Regions from separate parts of the Homo sapiens genome. Here region 2 is linked to region 1. A link is a contact called in ENCODE Hi-C or POLR2A ChIA-PET data. All regions are on one chromosome and are shown on one strand. The core of a region is the stretch at or near the end of the contact, and the rest is flanking DNA. Distances in the headings are between cores, read along the strand shown.

Region 1 (5,532 bases), core at 679-3,178:
ACCACGCCCGGCCGTACAGTGAGAATTTGAACCCAGTTCTGTATGACTCCTGAATCCTCTTAATTTCCACACTACATCAGTATTCAACAGTCAGGACTGCCTACACAGGCTGCTTGATGGAGCTTCCCTGGCCTCCACAAAGAGAACCTCTCTCCATTAAGATTTGCTTTACATTAAGACTGGGACTTGCAGCACCTTGTCTGAGTCCCCTCCCTGACCAGCTTCCTTCTAGTAGCAGTTGTGAACTCAGTACTGCTTTCCTCTTACTCCAAAAAGTGCTGCTCTTTTCTTAAAAAAAAAAAAAAAAAAAAGTTTCTTCTGGTTATTTTTCACTGTAGAAGATTAAGAAAATCCTGAAAAGCACAGGAAGAAAATAAAATAATCCATAATTACGAAATTGAGATAATCTTTTAAAACAGCTTGATATATTTCCTTCGTGTACAAGGTGTTTTTCAGAGGCCTGTGGATCCCAGCCCCTCCACCAGCTCCTGACTCATGAGCTTCTCCCGGAAGCTTCTCCCTTTACTCTCATGGGCAAAGACTTCCTCCCTCAATCCCTCAAAGTGACCCCACAAGGACATAAGGCTATACCCTGCCACCTTCTCTTTTTTTTTTTTTTTTTTTTTTTTTGAGATGGAGTCTCGCTCTGTCACCCAGGCTGGAGTGCAATGGCACGATCTCGGCTCACTGCAACCTCCGCCTCCCGGGTTCAAGCGATTCTCCTGCCTCAGCCTCCTGAGTAGCTGAGATTACAGGCACATGCCACCATGCCGAGCTAATTTTTGTGTTTTTAGTAGAGACGGTGTTTCACCATCTTGGCCGGGCTGGTCTCGAACTCGTGACCTCATGATCCACCCACCTCGGCCTCCCAAAGTGCTGGGATTACAGGTGTGAGCCACCATGCCCGGCTTATCCTGCCACCTTCTAGCCTCAACTGAAAGTCAGAATTCTGGAGCCAAATTTTGGAGACATGTGGAGAACTGATACACAACAATTGTTACACTCTTTCCTCACTAAACTTTTTAAATTTTTTTTTTCATTTTTTATTTTTGGAGACCGTGTCTTGCTGTCACTCAGGTTGGAGTGCAGTGGCACGATCACAGCTCACTGCAGTCTTGACCTTCCAGGCTTAGGTGATCCTCCCACCTCAGCCTGCCGAGTAGCTGGGACTACAGGTGTGCACCAGCACGCCCAGTTAGTTTTTGTATTTTTAGTAGAGACGGGGTTTCACCATGTTGGCCAGGCTGGTCTCAAACTCCTGACCTCAGGTGATCCACCCAGATGATCCACCCGCCTCAGCCTCCCAAAGTGCTGGGATTACAGGCATGAGCCACTGTGCCCAGCTGATTACTCTTGTCTCCTGCTAAATCACAGACGTTTGGGGAGTTCCTTCAGGACCCCAATAAACTTGTCTGTGGAGGCCTGGGGAGTCTCTTCAGACCCCCAATAAAATTTGTTTAATCCTAAATGGATCCTGTTAAGAATTCCTCCATTATTTTGTCACGCTTTAAGGCCCAGGAAAGGCCTAGGCAAAACTCTTGGTGGGCTTTTGTTACATTCCAGTCTTTGTATAAGGGCACTGGCCCTTTCAGCTTTTAATATTTAACTTAACTACTCAGTCAGTACTTTCACAGTTGTTATGGAAGCCTGAGGATCTTGCCACTGCGCTCTAGCCTGGGTGACAGAATGAGACCCAGTCTAAAAAAAAGAAAAAAGAAAGAAAAGAATGTCCTGTATTCACACAACCACCACAGAACTGGACCTTCTTGAACAGTGCAGCATGGCTCATTCCTTCATTCTTTGATATCCCAACCCCTGCTCAGCATCTGCAGCATGGGGCACAGAGCAGGCACACCCTCCAATGCTGCTCTGTTCACTAGACGGCAGCTTTCTCCTCAGCCCTCAGTGTTCGGCTTGTGCACAGAAAACGTGAATCTAGATAATAAGAGCAAAGAACATCTCCACGGGACATAAGTAAACCACCACACCCCACCCACCTCTATCAACCTTATCTGCTTACTTGGAGCTCTGATCTCTAACAGGCAATTAATCCTCCCTTGTGGAACTCAAAAGTCACCTACCCATTCCCCAGGGAGCTGGGTGATAAGAAAGCGCAAAGTTTAGGATTACTCTTTGATAAGAGTCTTGCTTAAACAAGATCACATACAAAAGCCTGTCTGATCCCCACACCCTTCTCCCCTGGCTCCCCTCTCTCCTTTCTTCCTCTCTTGCTTGTAAGATTGCAAGATTGTGCAAGCCAACCCACAGACTTGGGCTCTGAAAGGCCTAATGCAAATTGCTTTTAGACACACACATTTCTTTCCCAGCCCTCTGTATTAGTCCACTCCCCACCCAGCAGGCCTCACCCTTACCCCCTACCTGGGAGTTGACGCTTGGGGCTCCCCTGGGAGCTGATTGCCCTGGTCTGCTCCTGGCCACTTCCCATTGGTGCTTGCTCATTTACATTTTAAAATTAGAGCAGAGTTCAACACTGTGGTTGGCTTTAGTGGCTCTATGAATTGTCCTACCCTGGTGAGAAAAATGCAGACAATATAGCCACCTGGGAAAACTTTGCTCCTAAAATAGCGCAGCCCCCACAGCATTCTGGCAACAGGTTGCTCTGTGGTGAGTCTCTGGCTCTGGGCTGATAGAAACACCCGGGGATGTAAATAGCAATGAGAAAAGGCCACTTGTACCACGATGACGTTTCGTGTTGGCGGGTTCTACCCCCACCCCAACCCCACCTAAGTTCTCTATTTTTGTTTTGCTTAAACTTCAGCTCACAGCATAAACACCCAGGGTTGAGGCTCCATTCTGCCCTAGAGCTGTGAGTGCAGGGTGAGGGGTTGTGGTGTCCTGTTCCTCCTACCATGTCCCAGCCCCTCTGTTTCAGTCTCAGCACTGTCCTCCCAGACCCTCCCTTCTGAAGGTCAGTTCCCTCTGCTGCAAAGTGGGAATAACAGCATTCGTTGGGAGGGTTGAATGAGTTGACAAAACCCATGCCTGGCACAGTGCCCGCCTGTGGCAGGCTGCAGTGTCTCAGGCCATGATTAAGACAGGGTTGTGGCAGTGATGCAGGTGCACACAGTGGTGAAGAAGCAGACGGTGGGGACCCTCTTGGCAGTCCCCGACCACACAGATGCATGGCAGGACCAGGAGGTGGGGGGCCTCAGGCTGAAACGGCCATCTCCCCAACTCCTCCTTGTTTGTCGGATTCCAGGCCAGCGCCTGGCAGCCCTTCGGCACAGAACTTCTTGTACATTCCACAGCAAGTGAAAGGGCTTTTGTCCCCACACAGGAAGAACAAATGACAAAGGCAATTGTGTGTCTCCCCACGGGCCCACACAGCAAGCTTGGGAAGAGAAAATTCTTTCCCCAAGAGTCCAGCTTTGCTGGAGCGGTTGCAGTCACAGATCAGTCAAACTGTGGCACAGCTCTGGAAGAGTGTGGCATCTGAGCTCCCACATGTGTGGCAGGGTGCTCATCGCACGCCCAGCACACACACATGTGCACAAACTCCAACACATTGCTCCTGCCCAGACTAGCTGGGCAGTGCGTCACAGATGCTCTAGCTGCAGGGGCTCAGGAGGGCATCACACCCACCCCCTTCAGGAGGTTATGGCTTTATTATTCCCTGATATGGTTTGGCTGTGTCCCTACCCAAATCTCATCTTGAATTGTAGCTTCCATAATTCCCACGTGTTGTGGGAGGGACCCGGTGGGAGATAATTGAATCATGGGGGCAGTTTCCCCCATATTGCTCTCATGGTAGTGAATAAGTCTCATGAGATCTGATGGTTTTATAAGGGGAAACCGTTTTCGCTTGGCTCTCATTCCCTCTTGCCTGCTGCCATGTAAGACGTGCCTTTGCTCCTCGCCTTCCTCCATGATTGTGAGGCCTCCAGCCATGTGGAACTATGAGTCTATTAAACTTCTTTTTTTTATAAATTACCCAGTATGGGCATGTCTTTATTAGCAGCATGAGAACAGACTAATACATTCCCCTTCCCAGGTGGGCCACAAAGGCCCAGAGGGTCCTACAACTCGCCATGGGTCTCACCGTGCTTGTCCTTTTCAGGCCTCATGGCCCACACTGTGAAGAATGTTAGGCACTATCAGAGAAAGATCTGTTTTCAAGAAGTCTATCCTGAAGGCCCTTCAAACACATAGTCATTGAGGGCCTATGAGAGGGTGGAGACTCCAGACTACCCACAGGAGATAAATTATACTGAAGAAATCATTCTCACTGGGACAGGATAGATCTCTCCTTTTACCATTTTTTTTCCATCCTTATTTTTCGTATTCTCTTGTAATTATCATAATAGGAAGCTGAGGGTTTGGAAGATTTTAAAATTTGTTAAAGGAAAAAACTTTTCTTATCAAATGAAATTATTATGCATCACTTTATTGGACCCCATGAATGGAATGGAATAACCCAACCCATTTCTGCTGCAGACTTGGCTGCCAGAGCCCTTGGTTGCTGAGTTTAGTGATCAGTCACAGTAACCAGTTCGTCCCAGGTACATCTGGTGCTCCTAATAGATGTCTGGCCTGGCATCTGCTTTTATGTTTTGTGTCTTGTTGTATCTTGAACTTAAATTTCATAAGTGATCTTTGTGCTGTGCAAAAAACTTTCATTGGCCTAACAGAGTTGGGAAATCTAGATGTTATTCCCAGTTCTGCCTGACTGACCAGTTCCACCTTGAGCAAGACATTCCCTCTATCTGGGCCTCTATTTCCTCATTTTGAAACCTATCTGTGTCTCCCAGACTTTCCTGTAACAGAATAACCTTGAGTGTTTGTTAAATATACAAAGTCACAGGCCCCTTCCCTAAATCAGGGGTGGGGACAGGGAGCTGGAATCTGTATCTTTAAACCTAGCATCCTGGTGGATTCTAATCATCTGGCAAGTTCAAAACATGAACACCAGATGGTTACCAAAGTACCATTCTATGCTATGATCTATAATTTATACAAATAATCTCTTAGAAGAAAGGAGATGAAGTTTGGTACAGATTTTGAAATCACGTGTCTTGTTCTTTACTGAATGTAGTTTATCATGATCCTCAGTTTTCATTTATAAACACACACAAGGGGGAACATTTTGTATATTCCTTTGCAAGGTGAAAAACCCAACCCAGGTGCTTGTTCCTCCTGTGGCTTTCCACTGGATTTTTACCAGGGTTGGGCCCCCGACTCCTACCCGTGGAGGCTGTGCTTCCTAGGAAGCTCGATGCATGTTTCCCCAGACACCTGCATGACTCATTCCATCACCGCCCTCTCTTGGGTGTTGACTCAAACGTCAGCTTATCAGTGAGGACTTCCATGGGGCTAATATCACAGCTCCCTCTCCAACATTTCCTATCCTCCTCCCTACTTTGTTTTTCTACTTAGCGCTCATCACTATTTAACCCACTGGAAATTTTACTTGTTTATTTTGTTTGCCATCTGTCTCCCCAACTAGAGATAAACTCCTCAGGGACTTCTCTCTGTTGTGTTCCCTGCTATAGCCCTCAATGCCTGAACTGAGAC
Region 2 (5,286 bases), core at 1,656-4,155, 44 kb after region 1:
AAAAAAAAAGATGAGCCCTCAATTACAAACTTCTTTTGGGATCAATATCAATCAGAAGTTATTAAGTGCTATAGTTTGTCTGATGCAGAAGTAAACATTTAAAGTTTTGACATAAACTTTAGGGTTGGCAAGAGCATTAAGTGAGTTAATGCATACATGTTAGCTATTACATCACAAATCACTGAAATGTTGTAGTTTAATGTCAAATTATTACAAGTTGCTAAAATAGACTTGCATGGGAATCTAAAGTACAGTAAAAATAATGCTTAATTATTAGCCAAAGTGCTCTCTCAGCTAAAATGTTTACTCATTGGTCTGCCATGAATGCTTTCAAATAACAATCATTCTTTTTGGTGTTCAGGAAAAGATCAGTATCCAGACTTAAATTTGGGAGCTCTGAAAGGAAAGCAATGAACTTTCCCTCCAACACTTTTGGATGTTTTTATGTACTCCCTCAACCCCATGGGCCCCCACGGTACCCTTATGATACTTTTGGGAACCATGATGTCTCTTTCTTCTGAAAAGCTCAATGCTGCACTCTGGTACTATTGCCTGATATTAATATGTAGTTATTTATTTTTTAACTTTATGTGTATGTCTGATCCCTCCCAACTGGGATGGAAGCTTCTCAAGAACAGGATCTGACTTGGCACAGTGGCTCACGCCTGTCATCCCAGCACTTTGGAAGGCTTAGGCAGGAGGATCACTTGCACTCAGCAGTTTGAGATCTGCCTGGACAACATGACGGAACCACGTCTCCACAAAAAAACACAAAAATTAGCTGGGTGTGGTAGCGCTTGCCTGTAATCCCAGCTACTCAGGAGGCTGAGGTGGGAAGATTGGTTAAGCCTGGGAGGTTGAGGCTGTAGGGAGCCATGATTGTGCCATTGCACTTCCAGCCTGGGCATGACTCTGACTAAAAAAAAAAAAAAAAAGTAAATAAGTTACAAATTAATACCATACGAGCCTGTGCTTCATTACAGTGATTAGAAAGGTCCTAAAAGGCTCTGATGCCTGAAATATGTCTCTCAAAGACATGCTTCTGTGCCTTAGAGCCTCCACTATTGCTTACTTCTTTTATTTTTATTTACGTATGTATGTATGTATGTATGTATGTATTTATTTATTTTTGAGACAGAATCTTGCTCTTGTTGCCCAGGCTGGAGTGCAGTGGCGTGATCTCAGCTCACTGCAACCTCTGCCTCCCAGGTTCAAGCAATTCTCCTGCTTCAGCCTCCCAAGTAGCTGGGATTACAGGTGTCCGCCACCATGCGTGGCTAATTTTTTTGTATTTTTAGTAGAGATGGGTTTTCACCATGTTGGCCAGGCTGGTCTTAAACTCCTGACCTCAGGTGATTGCCCACCTCGGCCTCCCAAAGTGCTGGGATTACAGGTGTGAGCCACCGTGCCCGGCCATGTATTTATTTTTTTGAGACAGGGTCTCGCTCTCTTGCCCAGGCTGGAGTGCAGTGGTGTGATTATGGTTCATGGCGGCCTCAGCCTCCTAGGCTCAAGAGATCCTCCTACCTCAGCCTCCTGAGTAGCTGGGACCACAGGCACCACCACATTAGCCACCACGCCTGGATGATTTTTTATTTTTATTTTTTGAGACAGAGTTTTGCTCTTGTTGCCCAGGCTGGAGTGCAATGGCGTGATCTTGGCTCACTGCAACCTCCACCTCCTGGGTTCAAGCGATTCTCCTGCCTCAGCCACCCTAGTAGCTGAGATTACAGGCATGTGCCACCATGCCCAGCTAATTTTGTATTTTTAATAGAGATGGGGTTTCTCCATGTTGGTCAGGCTGGTCTTAAACTCCCGACCTCAGGTGATTTGCCCACCTCGGCCTCCCAAAGTGCTGGGATTATAGGCGTGAGCCACTGCTCTTGGCTGATTTTTGTATTTTTTGTAGAGATGGGGTTCCACCGTGTTGCCCGGGCTTCGCTTGCTTTTTTTAGATAAAATGTTGTCTCCAGGCCAGATGTGGTGGCTCACACTTGTAATCCCAGCGTTTTGAGAGGTCGAGGGGGGAGGATCACTTGAGCCTAGGAGTTTGAGACCAGCCTGGGCAGTATAGTGAGACCCCTGTTTCTACAAAAAATAAAAAATTAGCCAGGCGTGGTGTTTCGTACCAGCTACTTGGGAGGCTGAGGCAGGAGGATTGCTTGAGCCCAAGAGGCTGAAGCTGCAGTGAGCTGTGAGTGTGCCACTGGACTCCGGCCTGGGCAAGAGAGTGAGACTCTGTCTCAAAAACAAACAAACGTGGCCGGGTGCGGTGGCTCATACCTGTAATCCCGATACTTTGGGATGCTGAGGCGGGCGGATCACTTGAGGCCAGGAGTTCAAGACCAGCCCGGCCAACATGGCGAAACTCCATCTCTACTAAAAATTCAAAAATCAGCCAGATGTGGTGGTGTGTGCCTGTAGTCCCAGCTACTCGGGAGGCTGAGGCACGAGAATCACTTGAACCCAATAGGTGGGGGTTGCTGTGAGCCAAGATCATACGAATGTATTCCAGCCTGGGTGATAAGGCAAGATCTTGTCTCAAAACAAAAAACAATAACAACAACAACGAAAACACAAAGAACAAAACAAAACCAAAGAAACACAAACTTTGTCTCCAGAAGGCCTCTATTAGAATCTAAATACCTAACCTTCGAGGTGTAACTCACTAGCACGTTGTCTCTCTAACAGTTTCCTAGCAGACAGTTCAGGTCTAGGATTGTATCCAGGGACAGAGCTAGAGAAGCCGGAGCCCCACTGTGGGGATGCTGATGAGGCAGACCCCTCAGTGAGGCCAGTGAACAGATGAGTCCACTGGGCTGGGCACCTGTGAGATGGGGCAGAGGAACACCCAGATAGGTTAAAGGGCATCTTGACACAACCAGAGTTTATCTGTAGCATAGTCTTCACAAACCAAGCCAGAACCCAAGCCAGAGCCGCATGAGAGTGAATTCCCATCTGGCTTTGGGGGACAAATGACTCATCCAAGGCTACACTCAGCGCTGAGTGGTGACTGGGAGCCAGTGCGCTCTGCTGACTGCTCCACTTTCAGAAATACTTGCAGATCTCAATTATCTAATTGCAATTGCAACGAGAACCAAAGCAGGGGAGCAGAGACAAACAATTTCTGAGGTAACCAGATGGCTTTATTAACTCAAGTTCTCACCTAAAATTGCCCTCAAGAATCCTGTGGGAATGGGTTGCAGTGGTGTGGCCCTGGATTCACAACCGACAGAGCTTCTGAATTCTGAGTGATCTGTACACAAACACACCTCTGCCTGGGTTACACGGTAAGGGCCTCATGTACATAATCGCAGCATGCTTTCCTAGAAATCGCTTGGTAGCGTGATGGGTGGGATTCAGAAGTCAGCAGGAACCCAAAGTGAGTGGAGAGGTCATGGCCATGAGTCAGAGGCCTCTATCCTTCAGCAGCCTCCAACAGGAAGCAGACAGGGAAGGTTCCTATAGTTACAAGGGCTTGGCTGGTTTATTACTTTCATTCTAATGGGCGTTTTTATAAGACATAAGCAAAGTACGAAATATTTTATAGCCATTCGGAGAGGAAGTCCGCCACACATTTCAAAGAATGAATGCCCTCTGTAAGGATAAGCAGCTAACTACAAGCTTCTTTTGGAATTGACTAGAAGTTATTAAGTACCAAAGCTTATCTGATACTCAAATAAATATTTCTCTAAGTTTTGACTCTTGAGAGGTAAACTTCAAGGTTGACAGCACCGAGGCTATGTGGTATACTAAAAGGGTGTGGGATTTAGAGTCCCACAGACCTAGGATCAAGATTTATGGCCACCATTCACCAACACCAACAATAGGATCTTGGGTTTTACTTAATTTTGGTTAACTAGTTTTCTCATTTGTAAAATAAAAATAAATGATACCTAGCTCACAGTTTCTGTGAAGATTAAGTGAGATAATATGAAAGAAATCACATTGTACTTACCAAATGTTTCGTGTTCTTTTCTCTTCCTTCATATGTGTTAAGCTGAATTAACAAACTACTAAGTAAGATTTCTTTTTTTTTTTTTTTTCCCGAGACAGGGTCTTGCTCTGCCGCCCAGGCTGGAGTGCAGTGACATGATCATGGCTCACTACAGCCTTGACCTTCACCTCCCAGGTGCAAGCCATCCTCTCGCCTCAGCCTCTCATGTAGCTGGGACCACAGGCATAAACCACCATGCCTGGCCAATTTTTTTAATTTTTAGTAAAGACAGGGTCTCACTGTGTTGCCCAGGCTGGCCTCAAATTCCTGGGCTCTCCAATCACATTTGGGATTAGGTAAAAAATTAAAAACAAAAAAAAATAAAAAAAAACTTCTGGGCTCAAGTGTTCCTCCCACATCAGCCTCCCAAAGTGCTGGAATTACAGGGATGAGTCATAATGCCTGGCCTAAACCACTTACTCTTTTTTTTTTTTTTTTTGAGACGGAGTTTTGCTCTTGTTGCCCAGACTGGAGTGCAACGGCACAATCTTGGCTCACTGCAACCTCTGCCTTCCTAGTTCAAGTGATTCTCCTGCCTCAGCCTCCTGAGTAGCTGGGATTACAGGTGTGTGCCACCACGGCCAGCTAATTTTGTATTTTCAGTAGAGACGGGGTTTCTCCATGTTGGTAAGGCTGGTCTCGACTCCTGACCTCAGGTAATCCGCCTGCCTAGGCCTCCCAAAGTGCTGGGATTACAGGCATGAGCCACCATGCCCAGCCTTTTTGTTGTTGTTGTTGTTTTTGAGACAGGGTCTTGCTGTGTTGCCCAGGCTGGAGTGCAGTGGTACGAACTTGGCTCACTGCAACCTCTTCCTCCCAGGTTCAAGCCATTCTCCTGCTTCAGCCTTCCCAGTAGCTGGGACTACATGTGGGCACCACCGCACCTGACTAATTTTTGTGTTTTTAGTAGAGACAGGGTTTTACCATGTTGGCCAGGCTGGTCTCAAACTTCTTCTTTCTTTCTTTCTTTCTTTTTTTTTTTTTCCTTGAGACAGAGTCTCACTCTGTCACCCAGGCTGGAGTGCAGTGGCGTGATCTCGGCTCACTGCAACCTCCACCTCCTGGGATCAAGCAATTCTTCTGCCTCAGCCTCCCGAGTAGCTGGGACTATGGGCGCACGCCACCACATCCAGCTAATTTTTGTATTTTTAGTAGAGATGGGGTTTCACCATATTGGCTAGGCTGGTCTTGAACTTCTGACCTCAAGTGATCCACCCGCCTCAGCCTCCCAAAGTGCTGGGATTACAGGCATGAGCCACTGAGCCCAGCCCTACTAAGGAAGATTTCTG

What was found. Hi-C counts contacts between places; a loop is a spot of excess contacts on that map. ChIA-PET counts read pairs that join two places held with the same protein, here RNA polymerase II (POLR2A).
Region 2: POLR2A ChIA-PET joins it to region 1 with 17 read pairs in activated CD4-positive, alpha-beta T cell. The contact joins two enhancer-like sites. A Hi-C loop is called at or near these places in 2 of 168 maps with a recorded cell type or tissue (breast epithelium and naive thymus-derived CD4-positive, alpha-beta T cell). POLR2A ChIA-PET finds 5 or more read pairs at or near these places in 8 of 52 experiments (Caco-2, H1, HepG2 and 4 more).

The regions. Positions count from the first base shown.
Region 1 is chr2:47,307,988-47,313,519 of GRCh38, forward strand. The region is part of intron 3 of EPCAM-DT (EPCAM divergent transcript); the gene reads right to left. Among named protein-coding and RNA genes, the nearest start is that of BCYRN1, 25 kb to the right of the region's middle. RefSeq lists enhancers at 1,615-1,804, 3,065-3,134. Within about 2 kb of position 1,929, at least 22 of the 41 ENCODE cell types and tissues checked have a DNase peak (open chromatin) inside an H3K27ac peak, as active enhancers do.
Region 2 is chr2:47,351,351-47,356,636 of GRCh38, forward strand. No RefSeq gene overlaps it. Among named protein-coding and RNA genes, the nearest start is that of EPCAM-DT, 8.9 kb to the left of the region's middle. Within about 2 kb of position 2,906, at least 9 of the 41 ENCODE cell types and tissues checked have a DNase peak (open chromatin) inside an H3K27ac peak, as active enhancers do.